Linked DNA regions of Mus musculus: region 1 is linked to region 2. Evidence: chromatin loops called from intact Hi-C (ENCODE). Cell type or tissue: heart. All regions are shown on one strand. Each heading gives the region's core, and the rest is flanking DNA. Links, peaks and the distances in the headings are about the cores only.

The links. Peaks named below come from ENCODE experiments on the same cell type or tissue, not always from the same donor. Only the 100,000 strongest peaks of a DNase experiment are listed, where the experiment ranks them.
Region 1: a loop joins it to region 2, with 15 times the contacts of the local background. A loop is called at or near these places in 10 of 42 quality-filtered maps.

Annotation. Positions count from the first base shown.
Region 1 is chr5:116,590,067-116,597,508 of GRCm38, reverse strand. Srrm4 (serine/arginine repetitive matrix 4) reads left to right here and starts at 5,692. Exons shown (of 13, transcript NM_026886.3): 1 at 5,692-6,175. The coding sequence starts at 6,045. In heart, for the core only: a CTCF peak has its summit at 4,222 (motif pointing right); no DNase peak of the experiment used is centred there; H3K4me3 peaks cover 1,957 bases; H3K27me3 peaks cover 4,127 bases.
Region 2 is chr5:116,120,001-116,127,442 of GRCm38, reverse strand. Ccdc60 (coiled-coil domain containing 60) reads left to right here. Exons shown (of 14, transcript NM_177759.3): 14 at 1,266-1,862. The coding sequence ends at 1,367. It overlaps C330018A13Rik (RIKEN cDNA C330018A13 gene), which reads right to left and starts at 3,829. Exons shown (of 2, transcript NR_153384.1): 1 at 3,616-3,829. In heart, for the core only: a CTCF peak has its summit at 3,924 (motif pointing left); a DNase peak (open chromatin) is centred at 3,922; H3K27me3 peaks cover 893 bases.

The DNA.
Region 1 (7,442 bases), core at 1,231-6,230, 470 kb before region 2:
CCCTCTCCCTCTCCCTCTCCCTCTCCCTCTCCCTCTCCCCCCCTCCTCCTCCTCCTCCTCCTCCTCCCCCCTTTCTTTCTCCTCCTTCACGTGCATGTGCGTGTGTCTCTCTGTGTGTATGTGTGCGCGAGTGCGTGTGGGTTTTGTCTTTTCTTGTGATGCTGACAATGGAGGTCATCACCACATCTGCAAACCGGCGATGTTTAAAGCTATCACATATTTTCTGTGTATTAAAAAGAACACAAGTGCATGGTGTAAGGCAAACAGTTTGCTCTGCTCCAGCACCTGATGTCTTTTTCACCATGGATTTCAAAGCAATCACACCAATCAACCATGGACTGAAAACTCTAAAACCACAAGCACAAACAAACCTTTCTTTTAAAATTGGTTGTATTAGTCATTTTGTCACAGTGCTGGGATGCTGACGACAAAGTCAAATAAGGCCCATTTGCTGTGGATGAAGACACACCCTGCAGGCATCCCATCTGTAGTGTTCACTTGCTGCCCCTCTCTGTTCTGTTCTCATTCCTGCTGCTATGACAAAACACTTTGATATAAAACAGCTTGGGGCAGAAAGGGTTTATTTGATGTACAATTCCATGTCACTATCTTCGAGAGAAATCAGAGCAAGGACTCAAGAAGGAGCTGAAGCAGAAACCACAGTGGAAAGCTGCTAACTGGCTCACAGGCTCAAGCTCAGCTTGTCCCACCTGCGTGGGCAATGGCACCTCCCACAGAGGGCTGCATGGGGAATGGCACCGCCCACAGAGGACTGCATGGGGAACGTCACTGTCCACAGAGGGCTGCATGGGGGAATGGTACCGCCCACAGAGGGCTGGTCCCTCCTACATCCACTAGGAATCAGGACATAGCTCCACAGACACCTCATGGACCAATCAGTTCTGGGCACTTCCTTCATTGAGGTTTCCTCTTCACAGATGCCTCAACATTGTGTCACAAAACTAAGGGTAACCAGGACCCCTCCCCACTGTGCACAGCCATCCCTCTGTCTCCTTTACTGTTTGTGAGAAATTTCACTGTTCTGTCATCTGCGCTCTGCTGTGGTTTGACAGGAAAGTTTCCCTGCATTTTCCTCTATCCTGGGAAGTATTGTAAGAGCTTAATCAAATTTAAATTTAAAATAAATTCCACCACAGTGTGAGTAACATGTGGGTTTTGTCTTTTCTTGTGATGCTGACAACGGAGGTCATCACCACGTCTGCAAACCAGCGATGTTTAAAGCTATCAGTTATTTTCTGTGTATTATAAAGAACTTTTCCAGACAGAAATATCCCTCATTGTTGAATAGGCAGCTCAAGAAGAAGCAGTCCACCAACGGATAAATAGGGCTCAAGGAGATGGCTCAGTTGGCAAAGTGGTTGCCATGCTTCAAGTGTAAGCTTGAAGACCGAAGTTCAATCCTCGGAACCTACTTCAGAAAAGCCGAGTGTGAGATGAGCTCATGTGGTACCACCATAGACAAAACGGAAACAGACAGAATTTCAGGTCCCCCGTGCGCAGGGTGGGCTATTTGGAGAGTTACAGGCCAGTGAGTCACCCCTGCTAGTAAACAAACAAACAAACAAACAAACACAGTAAAAAGATTGATGTCATCTAAGGAGTGACATCTGAGGTTGCTTTTGACCGCCGCATGTTACATGCACACAAGCAATACACACACACGCACACACATACACACACGAATGTGCATACATATACACATGCACAGAAAGTAGAAGCTTAACCCATTCCACTGATTTCTTAGTTTGTAAAATAACAAGTGAGATGCTGCCCTCCTTCAGGGTGCTTTGTTCATCTTCATGAGGAATTCGTGGGTGTAAGCAGAGTCCCTTTTGCCCCATCTGTCCTTCCACAACTGAAAAGATACCACCATCGGGGACAGAAGCATCCTGAAGGAGTGGATGGAAGTAGATTTTTATACAAAGAGTGCCAGTTTTAACTTACCCGGGAACTCTATCCAGAAGTGGGTTTTGGGAAGGATTCTGAGGTCTGGTCCCAGGAGTTCGAGTCAGAATTAGCAATGTCTTCCAGCGATGGCACACAGAGGGTAAATACCAGTTGTGTCACGGGTGTGTGCTCACTGTTCACTAACCAACACGCTGATGTGTATCAGCTCTTGGCATAGCCCCTGGGGAGGCAGCAAGCAGGCACACTGTGAGGGAGACAGAGATGGCTCTACTGTATACAATGACAAAGGAATGAGGCTTTGAGTTCTATCAGAGAAACCAGCCCTAATGTTTAAATCATGTAACCCTCACAAGAATCATGTGAAATATGTTTTAATGTCTCCATTTAGGATGGGGAGGGTAGAAAAATTGAGGCAGGAGTTAGTTCCTTGCCTAAGGTCATCTGCCTAAAAAGTAGCAGATCTGTGCACCACGCCCAGCTCCATCTGATTCTAGAGGCTGTGCTTTTAGCCTCTGATAATAATTGATTTTCTTTACTAAACTAGTTTCCATAGACTGCTTTGTAGCCTGCCCGTCCAGTTGACTCTGTTAATCCCCGAAGCCAGTCTATTTAAACCCAGAATATTCGGTCTTTGTGAAATACCATGCAAGGCTGCTCTGGTGATACTGGGTTATCACCCAAGAAATGTAATGTAAGATATTGAAATGGAAGCTTTGGCAAGAAGGGAGAGTTCTTCCTTGTGTACTCGACTGGACTTGAAGCACTGTGGAAATGTATCTCTCTTTCTATAAAGATGTTTCCAGAAAGTTAACTGACAAGGGAAGACCCACTTTTGTGGGACTGTGACACCAGACAGAAGAACTGGTAAGGTTGAGCAAGCTGCAAACCCCAGGAAACCTCAGAATTGAGAAGATGTGAGGCCAGCTCCCTGCCAAACTACCTGATCTGGAACATGTAACCATGATGCCCCACTGAGAGGACCTTGAGAATCGGTCATGTAGCATAAAAACCCGGAGTTCTCCATGCTAATGAGGTATTTAAATAGGTCAGGTGTGTTTAGCCAGTGAGCTTCCCTTCCTGGACATTTCTTCCTGCAAAAAGTATTTAATCCCTCCTTCACCCCGAGTAAGATGTATACGTTCACATCCGCCGTCAAATAAAGCAGTTTGGACAAGCAAGGTCCTTCATCGAGATTGCCCAGGGCTGAGGAGGGGGAGGTCTTGGTCACAAAGACTCGCACCTAAATCTCCCAGAGAAGGCCTTCTCTCTTCCAACCCATCCGGACTCTTGGCATTCACTCAAAACCAAACCGGATTCCACCCCTGTCCTGGTACCCATGGACCCCTGTTCCCAACTCCCCGAGGTCTGATGCAACTCTGAGAACACAGCAGATAGGGAACCACAGCATCCGTCCCAAACCCCACAGCATCCGTCCCAAACCCCACAGCATCTGTCCCAAACCCCGCTGTTTCACATCCTCATCTGGGAAATCACAGGCTGGGAGCCCTATTACTGACAGTGTTCTGCCTCCCCAGAGTGGCTTTCAAGCGGCATTTGGGCATCCCAGCGGCGAGTCAGACAAATAGCCCGACACGCTTTGAGTAGAGATGGACCTGTTGTTCCAGATTTTGTAAAAAGGATCCAAAAAAGATGAGCGGCAACTTTCATCTCCCTCGGCTTCTTACCACGGTGTAACAGGACCATCAGGTTCCTATGCTTTCCCCGTCCCCAACCCACACGCCATGATGGACTCAATCAAACCCTGAGCCAGATAAAGCCTTCGTCCCCTAGTTTGCTTCTTATCAGGGATTTGCTCACAGTAACAAGACAATTACTAATACAACAACTGAGGTCACTCGCTGAAAGTCTGGGTGCTAAGCCCTGAGCTTGTTCGAGGAGGCACACAACTTGGAAACCACAGCACTGTCTGCTTCGAAGCATGGGCTCATTGGCATCTTGTAGACTTTGCCTAGCTCCAGTCTTGTATGCCTCTTATTCCCAGAGTGCTCTCCCAGACCTGATTACTGTTTTTTTTTTCTCTCTCTTTAAATAGTCAAGGCTAAGAGGGAAGACAGCTCGATGGCTTTTAAAGTGACAGCCATCCAAGGGTTGCTAGGTCCTAGACGCAATCTAAGAATGAGGAATTTGAATGCAGGGGATCAGGACATGGAAAGTTCACTCCCTGGTTTACTTTCCTCTGTCCTCAAGTCTCCCAGCCCCAACCCCATCCCACCTCCTAATCTCTGCTACTCCCTTTAAAAGCCAACAAAATGCACTTCTAGTTACTGACCAGAAGGGGTCACTGCGGAGTGAGCGCTTGGCGCTCCTAAACCGGTACACAGCCATCACACACAGCCATCACACACAAACTCCTCCTGTAGCCTCTTCCAGGCCAACGCTCACTCCTTGTTCCTGTGTCCCGGCTTCTCTTGCCCCATCCTGTCCTCCTCTCCCCTACTCTGCTCCCCCCTCCGTGTACCTCCTATTCTCTTACAAAGGACTTACTTACAAAGTTCGCACTGATGTTGGGGGTGGGGGTGGGGGTGTCTTCGCTCCCCACTGCTACTAGGTCAACAAAAATTAGAGAATTTTTTCTGCCTTCAGGGTGGAACCCGGTGTCAGTGCTTGGAGGTTTGTAAGACTTAGCAGAAGCTCCTTGTAGGAGTTTCACTTTTAAACCCTGGCGGTAGGTGAAACTCCCAAGTATTAAAAGGCTCCAGAGGAGAAATGGGCTGGGGAAATCTCACTAAGATATCTTCCCTAAGAAGACCCTTACGGCAAAACGGGGAGACATTGTTGTCTACTGCCTGCGCATCTGGAGTTTGAGATTCTGAGTCTCTGCTGGGACTGGGAGAGTAGGGGGGAGGAAGAAGATGGAAAGACCAAAAAGTTACTTGTAATCCTCGGAAGCCCTCCCCCCCCTTCCCCCCTCAGTCTTTCTTTGCCAAATCGGACTGTTGTTTCACACCCAGGCTGCGGGTTCTCAGGGGGGTGGGGGAGGGGTGTTCTTTTGGAGGGCTTTGGCAGCGGGGACGCGAAGCAGGCCGGCTGCGAGGCACAAAAGAGATATCCTTTATAGCGCCGCAAGCACAGATGTGACGCTGCGCCCCTCTGCGGGTGGGGGCCGGCTCGACAGATGGCGAGAAACCGCGCTGGTGACGGATTGTCCGTCAAATGGCATTTTCGGGGTGGGGGGGTGGAAGAGCCCCCCAGGCGTAAAGAAAATCATAGGGGCACCCACACACACACACTTTGCAGACCTCGGCAGTCCATCCCAGAAGTGGGGTGGGTGAAGGCAGGTTGGCGTGGGTGGATAGGTGGGGCATTTTTTAGTAGCTCCCTCAATGGAAGATGCTCCCCAAGTCTTGCAAAAGGATAGGGAGGTGGCCCAGGCCCGGGAGTGCGCATGTAAGGGTTGAGGGGAAGGCCTGCGACGATGGAGGAAGGGTGAGGGCTAAGAGAAAGAATCTCCTTTTTGATTCTGTTTGAGGTGTTGGGGTCGCTTCTCAGAGGGGTCAGAGTCGCAACTCTGTGGCCACGGGGCCTTAGAGACAAGCGCTCGCCCCTCCCTTTCTCCTCCTCAGACCTGCGGGCTTTTGTTATGCAGATGGCGGCGGGAGGCTGAGCCAGAGAAGGAGGGGTTGCTGGGGAAGGAGGAGACGGAGAAGGGGAGGGAGGAAAGTACAGCTCGCGCGACCAGCCTCCCCTTCCAACGTCACATTGTGCAAGAGACAAAACCCGGGCGCGCCGGAGCTCACACGCGCACGCACGGCAGACGCCCCGGTCGCCTCCTCTCTGTTCTCTGCGCGGTAGAGAAAGCCGGCTAGCTTTGCTTCGCCGAAGACACGGAGCTCAGCCTGCTCCCAGCGCAGCTCAGAGCCAAGCCAAGAGGTGAACCCAGCCGGGGAACCACCTTCTTTCTCCGCTGCCTGCCTAACCCGAGACGTCCCGTTCTATCCCATCCCCCGCCCTGAACTCCGATCTCTCCCCACCCCACCCCTTGGGGGTTTCACGCGGACAGCGCCCCGGAGCCCAGGGCGTGTCATCGGGTTTGTAATCCACGTTTCAGCACTTCGGACAGCGCCCCAGGCTCCCGGGCTCCTTGGGCTTTCAGGATGGCTAGCCTGCAGCAGGGCGAGAAACAGCTGTTTGAGAAGTTCTGGAAAGGGACCTTCAAAGCAGTGGCCACTCCGCGTCCCGAGAGCATCATCGTCGCCAGTATCACAGCCCGCAAGCCGATGCCAAGGTAATGACCTCGTTCATGAGTTAGGGACACTGGGAGGTCCCCCCCCCTTTTCTTGCCTGTGCCCCAGAATCTTGACGGGTGGACGCAGGCAACTGGAACAGGGTGTCTGGACTAAGCCCGTCGTACCCGGTATCTCACGCCGGAACATGAGAAATTATCGCTTGTGTAAGGGAGAGGCTGTTGAAAAGGGACAGGAATTTTTTGACGGGGAACAACACTCCTACAGACTCCGCACCTCCTATGCAAACCCCCTTGCTTTCTTAGGGTGGGCGGTGTGGCTCGGGGTACGTACTTGACTGAAAACTTTTCGAGCTATCGCCAAGTGCATAGGTCAGGGGAGCAAAGCAGTGGTGGATTTGAGGTGTCAGGGGATGCTGTACAAGACATGAACTCAGCTCAGCCAGTGTTCAATACAAGCATTCTAACCCTTGGCCCAGAAACTAGCGGGTCTCTGAACATTTCAACAAAAGCCCATATGCTATTCCCTCAGATACGCTCGCTCCAAGCAGCACCCTCCTCCGTGTCTTAGCCTAAGCTGCTGCTCGTGTTGAATTCTTTCTTTTTCAGCACCCAAAACCAAAACTCTAAAGCTCAAAGTCAGCATGAAGATAATACTGAAAGTTTTACTTTATTTTATTTTTTAAGGATCTGGTGGCTTTGAACTTTGGAATGAGTTGGGGTGCTGGAGCAGTAGTTAAAAAAAAAGACAGGAGGGGAGAGGATGGGAAGAAATACAAAGGCAGGAGAAAAAGAAGACAAGAGGGGGTTGAGGGGGCACAGAGCCTTCCACAGCAGAGAAATACCCAATATTTTCCTAGATCGTTAGATTCAGAAGTCTTTGAGAGGGCTGTGCCCTCTGTCAGAGAAAATCAAGGCTGTATAAAAACTCATCTTTTGCTGCTGCTGGCTGAGCGGTTCTGAGAGTTAAAGGGACGATCTGGGGGGGGGGGCGCTCGCAGGATTGATTAATCCTGGCAGGCTGCATTAGGGACTAGATGGAAAACATGTCTGGGAAAAGAGCCTCTGACAGATGCCTCATCCAGCTCCAACTAACTCTGAACTTCCCAGCAAGTGTGGGGTCGACGAAGGCTGACTGGAGAAATAGATCCGAGAAGAGTAAGCCCACATCCAGGAACTTTTCTTTGTTCTGACTGATGCTCAAGCAGGTCTTTTAAACAAATGGAGCATCCAGTGTGGGGGGAATGGGTAGACAGGAAGCAAGAAGGACCAGCAGAATGGAGATCCTATAAGCAGAGTAGACATGTGA
Region 2 (7,442 bases), core at 1,481-6,480:
TCTGTATCTGCTGCCGGCAGGAAGGTGTGGGTGACCCAAATCAAAGGTATTATTAACTTCCCACATCTAAAGATCCAGATTAAAAGTGGATTTTTCCCCCACTTCAAACGATTTAATTAAGAAAACTTCCCCCACACGGGTAAACCCCAGCAGCTTGGGGTTTAGTTAATTTCAGAGGTAGCCAACTTGACAACCAAGAAGAGAGACCACAGCAGATTTGAGTGGTTTTGGTTTTCTCTCTCTCTCTCTCTCTCTCTCTCTCTCTCTCTCTCGATTTATTTTTGTTGTACATGTATACTCACTTTGCCTGTGTGCACATAGAAGCACCACAAGTGTACTTGATGCCCGTCAAAACCAGAAGAGGGCACCAGATCCCCCAGGGATGCCCCCCCCCCCCCCCCCCCGCCTGTAATGGATCAGAAAAGCAGCCCAACAAACAGCAGCCATGATGGGTATTGGTACAAGTCTGGTTTCTGCCTTAGAGCCTCTTTCAGTCCTAGCTACAGAGCTGGCTGTCATCGCTTGCCTTACCCTGTCCATGTTTTGGCCCGTGTCACAACTCACTCGAGAAATAGCTGTTTCTACGCATAGTAAGCGAAACTGACAGTTCAAACAACACTTTTCTTGAGTCTTGTGAAAAGGATCAGTTTCCATGGTGGCTCTCAACAAGCCCTTGTCTCCCTGAACCGCCCTGCGCTGGACATTCATTAGCCCCTGGAGCAAACCCACTGTCTCTGTTGAATTCAAATAAGAACATCAAAGGGCTATGGAGATGGCTCCACAGTTAAGATCACCGGCTGCTCCCCATATGCTCATTCACAACCACCTGTCGCTCCATTTTCAGGGTATCCGATGCCCTTTCCCGGCCTCCACAGGCACACACAGACACACATATAAAATGAAAAATAATTTTTTTTTCCAAAAAGAAACTCATATCTGTCCTCCGACTAACATAGATTTCCACAGTATAAAATAAACATCAGGGCACAAGTCACTACCAAACATGTAAATCAAGGACCGTGGCATTAAAAACATTGTATCACGTAGCCATCAGTCTGTATTATGTATTCTAACAGTGATGCAAAGAAACTCTCAGTTACTTTTGCACCAACCTAAAGATGAGTGTCTGAGTCATGGGGGGGTCAGGGGAGGGGGGAATCCTGGATCTCACAAAGGTTTCTGGGATGTCAAGGAGAGGTTGGGAGTGGCAGTCTAGTCTGGCTCTCAAACCAGACTCTGAGATTAACACTGTGTTTACCCCACAGTTTGTGAGAGAACACATTATTCATATGCCCCAGGAAGACTACATCAACTGGCTACAGAGCCGAGTCAACATTCCCTTCCGGCAGCGCACCATCCTGACATAGAGGGGCCCAGTCCCCGTGGAGGAAAGCAAGCCAGCACCACATCCCTAAGCCCAGCCTGTGCCCGTAGCCTCCTCTCTTCTCTCCTGGACACACGGCATGGAGCAGTGAGATCAGCTGAAGACACTTCTAACAATATGACTGTCTGGAGAGGGTGGTCCCAGGTGGCCCTCCCCTCCCCCACCAGGCTCCCTACCTCCGCTCACTGTCCAATGTGGACTCTTGTTTTCTCTCCCAGACTCTTGTCACCATTCCCCTTCCCCGAAAGCCCTGGATAATAAATCTAACCTGGATGTTTGACATCTTCCCAAGGAAGAATTCAAGGTGTGGCATTTGGGTGCGGCAATCAGATCTTAGGAGAACAAGCTATCATTTGTGAGCTTTTGTAAATTCGACAACCTAGTGCCATGTGTTTTGCCTGCGTAATGTAATTATTTATATTGGCATATGACATTCCTGAGTACATACAGATGAATAAATGAATGGATAAAGAGATGGATAAATAGGTAGTAGTATAGGCAGATGGGTGGGTGGATAAGTGGATGCGTAGAGAGATGGATAACTGGATGGGTGGATAGATGAATGAATGAATGAATGAATGAATGGGCAGATGAATGAGTGGGTGGATGAATGAATGCATGCATGAATGGGTGGATGGATGAATGAATGAATGAATGGGTGGATGGATGAATGAACAGGTAGAGTATAGATTCAGGGACAGATGAATGGTTAACTGCGATGCACATAAAGAAATGGCATGTATGTGTGCACACGTGTACATTCATGCTGTGCATGGGCACATGTGGAAGGCAGAGGTTGACATCAGGATACCTTCTGATAAAATGAGAAGTGAGAGGAGAGAACGGAGCCCTGAGGACAGACAGACAGACTCACAGACGCACCACTGACTGATAGGTTGCTCCCTTCTACACAGTGTGGAATGGATTATCTGGTTCCAGCTCCACAGCCCCCACGGTCCCCACAGCCTCCACGGCCCCCACGGCCCCCACGCACTGGCTTTTTGCTGTTCTGCAAACAAGGAGACAGAGGCTCGAAAGGATTCTTCCACTCTTTTTAAATTTAAATTACATTTATGTTTTGCTTGTATAAGGTTGTGTGTATAGATGTGTGTGCATATGTTTGTGTGTGCACATGCATGCCTGCATGTGTGTGTGCATTTGTGCATGTGTGAGCATGTGTTTGTGCATGTGTTTATGCGTGTGTGCGTGCCTGTGTGTGTGTGTGTGTGTGTGTGTGTGTGTACATACACATAGGCCAGAGGTGAACATTGAGTGGCCTTCTACCACTCTGTCTTTTTCGTGTGCTGCTAGGATAAAAACTACTCTACCCTGCCAGGGATGGTAGTGGACACCTTTAATTCCAGGCCAGCCAGAGCTATGCAGTGAGATCCAGGCTCAAAAAAAAAAAAAAAAAAAAAGACAAAAAAAGAATAAATAAAACGCTGACTAAAAGCAACTTGGAGAGGAAAGGGATTTATTTGGCTTGCAGGGAACGGTCCATCATCATGAAAAAAGTCAAGATATTAACTCTAGGCAGACACTGAAGCACGGGCCATGGAGGAACTCTGCCCACTGGCTTGCTCTTTATAAATCACTCAGCTAGCTTTCTGCTGCAGCCTCGGACCACCTGCCTGGGGACAGCACCCTCACAATGGATTGGGTGCAATCCCCCACAGACATGCCTGGGGTTACAGTGGTGAGAGGGACTCCTCAGCTCCGTCTCCCTTCTCCCAGGGCTGTTCAGGTTTGTGTCAAGTTGACAAACACCATAGCATGCTTCACATTTAATATTTTGAGACAGGGTCTCTCACTGCACCCGGGGTTTGTGGATTCAGCTAGGCTGGCTGGCTATCAGGCTTCTAAGCGCGCCTGTGTCTGCCTCCCAATGCCGGAGTCTGTGGCACATGTTCCCCACCCTGGCTTTTTGACATGGGTGAAAGGAGCTGGACTCAGACCCTCACGCTTACACAGTACTGACTCCCCAGACCCTGAACTTATTTGTAACTGATTCCTAACTACATAAAAAAATTGAAACTGTGCATACTGTGCTGGGTGATTTTTATGTGTACGTGGTACTGTGTTCAATCACAAGCAAACACAGCTCACTCCTCAAATGGTTTATCATTTATAATAAAAATGTCCCAAACCCTTCCTTCCCTGTTGTCTTTTTAAGCAAACTGGGTCATCTGTAGCTACGGCTGTCCTGAGTGTGCCACCCTAGAACTCCGTACCTTCATCCAGCTTTGGATCAGAACAGAGCCCTTTGGTCCACCTTGCCCAACTGTGGTTGGCGCTTGAAGTCTGGTCTCCCTGATGTTCACCGCATCTCTCTGAGGGAAAATGGAGCATTACTTTATTTATAATCCCCATTTTTTTTTAATTAAGCATACAAAGACACCGACGATCTGTGGCAGAGCAGAGTCTAGAATGAGGTCTGTCTAGGACAGGAAATAGCCTGAAATCACAAGACTTTCTGCTTCCTCCACGCCAGACTCCAGCTCGGTCGGTCTATTGCTCGTAACTATGGCGCCATCTAGTGGCAACTCTTAGCACCACTCTCACCATGCCCTTGAGCGAAACCTAAGGGTCTTGCCCAAAAGGGAAGGCAGAGACTGTCAACAACAGTAACAAGTCCTACATGCTCAGACAAGGAAGACGGTTTGTTACTGAAACATGACCCGGAGCAAAGAGCAGCAACACAAGCATCATCTCCAGTCTCTTGGGCTTCAAGAGCCCCAGGGAGAAATCTTTTTGGAGTGAACAGCTTCATCAGAATCCGAGAGAACAGCAACAATGTATCTGGTCCCCAAAGTTGCCATCCCGCTAGACTTCACAAGCCATCTACGTTGCTGCTGCGATGGAACTGTATCTTCCCTAGAGAAACACTTCCAGTAGATATCGGTGGAACTTTCTGTTTATACAAACAGTTCTTTTGTTGTTTATTTGGTTTTGAAGCCCAGCGTTGTGGGAGCGGATCTTGAACTTGCTTATGTATCTGAGGCTGGCTTTGAACTCCTGAATCTCCTGCCTCTATCTCCCAAGCACTGGAATCACAGGTGTGTGTACCACTATGCCTAGTTACATAGCCCTTATTTTTTTAAAAAAAATCCTATAAAAAGCAAACCACAGGACATATTTAGGCTAAGAAGTCAGAGTTTGGGGACACCTGCTTGAGGGTGAGTTTAAAGAAGACGAGTTTCTATTCTTTCCAAAAGAACACACTGGGAGAGCTGATGAAGTGAGATAACTTCAGCATCTCTTTAGATATTTAGAAAACGACAATGGCTATCTTTTCATGGGAAGAGAACAGGTGCCCCCGGGGATCAGGGGGGCTTCACTGGTGTGAACTAGATAGCATGCATCCCTCCCATGCTCAGACCTTCTCTCACCGAGAGCACAGCTACAATGTAGCCAGCATCGTGGGGCCTTCCCAGAGATATCCCATCAAGCACCAGCAAGGGACGATGATGTACGAGAGAGCCAGCAGGCTGTCTGTGTGTGCCGCATGCCAGGTGTTGCAATAAACCAGTGGTTCTCAAGCTTCCTAAAGCTGTGACCCTTTAATGCAGTTCCTCATGTTGGGGTGACCCTCTTCCCCCAATCATAAAATTCTTTTCAGTGTTACTTTGTTATTGCAATGTGCCTCAGGTACAAATTAGTTCATGGATTCTGCTACTGTTAAGGAATTGTGATGTGCATATCTAACATGCAGGATATCTGATATGTGCCCCCTTTACACCCCCACCCCGTGAAATGGTCGCGTGACCCTTAAAAGGGGCCACACTCACAGGTTAGAAACCACTGGGTTAGAATTAGAGTGGAGGACATACTAAGTGCAAATGACTTCATGAGACAGAGACATCTTCAGCCCCCAAAGTCCCCAAGAATCTCGACATAGATATGATAAGGAAGAACGGGCTGTCAGAGATTTACAGTACTGGTTTTAAGGTGTTGGGGACCAGCAAGATGGATTAAGGGGCTTGCCGCCAAGACTGGTGGCCTGAGTTCAATCCTCAGAATCTATACATGGTAAAAGAGGAGAACTGACTTTCAAAAGCTGGTCTCTGGCCTCTGTGGATATATGCATACACACACACACAGCACACGCGCACTAAAATGTAATCTTAAAAGGTTATGTATTGAAGGGAACAGCTATGGAAAGAAAGTAAAAATTGCCCATAACGAATGGACAAATTCTGGAGGTAGAGTGGCCTACAAGATAGAGGGCTGAGATGAGGTATGTGGGGGGCAGGCAAGTTCTGACCGTTCATACAGCATTTGAGCCTGGGAGACATAGCTAGCGCACTCTACGCCATGTGAGAGATGGCCCTTCTCTTGCAAGAGCCTGAAAAGAACTCCACAGTGCTGCTTCAGTGTGGTAATCGTGGTAAAAGTCCAGATCTCGGTGGTGCTCCCATTCTCTGCACAGCCTCCAAGGGCAACACGCGTGTCAGGTGTGGAGACCACTAAAGAGGCCACGAGGACCCAATGTGCAGCATCCAGCTCGTGGCAGGATCTTGGTGCACATTAGAGATGGCAGCGGCGAGAGCGGGCCAGGGAATGGAGTGTGCACAGTCAGTCCACAGTGCCCCAATCTTGCATGGTGAGGACGGCTCGGCAGTCACTGTCTCCGAGTGCATGCCTTAGTGTCTGACTCTGGCTCACTGCACCCTAAGTCCCCCAACTCCTCTCATCACTGCCTCTGAAAACATAAAGACTAACTGTAAAGCCAAAGTCACAGGCTCCCAACCTGGTGACAAGAAAAGACACATCTGGCCTTTGCAACTTTTCTTTTTTTTTTTTTTTCTTTTTTTCTTTTTTTAGAATTTCATGCGTACCGGGTTTACATTCTTTCCACCCACCCCTACCCCCTCCAACACCTTCTGTGGCCCCACTCACTCTCAAATTCATGATCTCCTATAGATAGATAGATAGATAGATAGATAGATAGATAGATACATACATACATACATACATACATACATACATACATATATACATAATGCATACATACATGCATAGATACTTAGATATATAGATACATAGATAAATACACACATATATACATACATATAAGAGATAGATAGATAGATACATACATGCATACATATGAGAGATAGATACATAGATACATAGGAGAGATACATACATATATACATACATACATACATACATACATACATACATACATACATAGGAGAGATAACTACATAGATACATAGATGATAAATGGGAGATATACATAATACATACATACATGCATGCATGCATACATACATACATGCATGCATACATACATACATACATACATACATACATGGATAGACAGATATAGATATATCTCCTGTCAAGTCAAGTTGGCATTGCTCATAGGTTTGTGTCTAAGGACAGAATAACCTCTCCCCTAGCAGGGGTTCATCATCCCTTGAGAAGGCTGATTCTTCTTCTCTCAGCAGCCATTGATGTGCCTGTAGCCCTTCACCCAGGGGCGAGCCTTGTGAAATCCACCCCCAATCCATATTGTCTTCCTGATTGCACTGGTCTTGTGCAGGTGACCCCTGCACATTGTTGAGATTTTATGTGTATCACTTTTGTGATAAAAACAATATTAGGCTCACAGATGAAGGACCATCTTACCCAAGCTGACAGCATCCCAAATCCCTATTCCATGAACAAAGAAACTGAGACATGTGGAGTAAACTTTTTCAAGATCACAGGCTGAGGGGGAGAGGCAAGGTTGGGAATGGAGAACAAGTGTTCAGAAGGCTACCCCAGAGGAGGCCCTGTTGGGCTATAGGAAGAAGAGACTGAAAGTCTCTACCAGAGTTGGGTCTAGACAGAGGCAGCAATGGAAAAAGTGAATGGGGGCCTGGAGTTGATCAGATTCTCTTTCGATTCTCCCCGTAAGCCTGTGATCTTGGAAAGGTTTACTCCTCATGCCTCCGTTCCTTCACTGGTGAAATGATGGAGTATGGGATGCTGTCAGCCTGGCTAAGATGGTCCTTTATCTAGGGTGCCTTCTCTGGGGGCGGTGCTTTTGGGAATGCTCCCCCTCCCT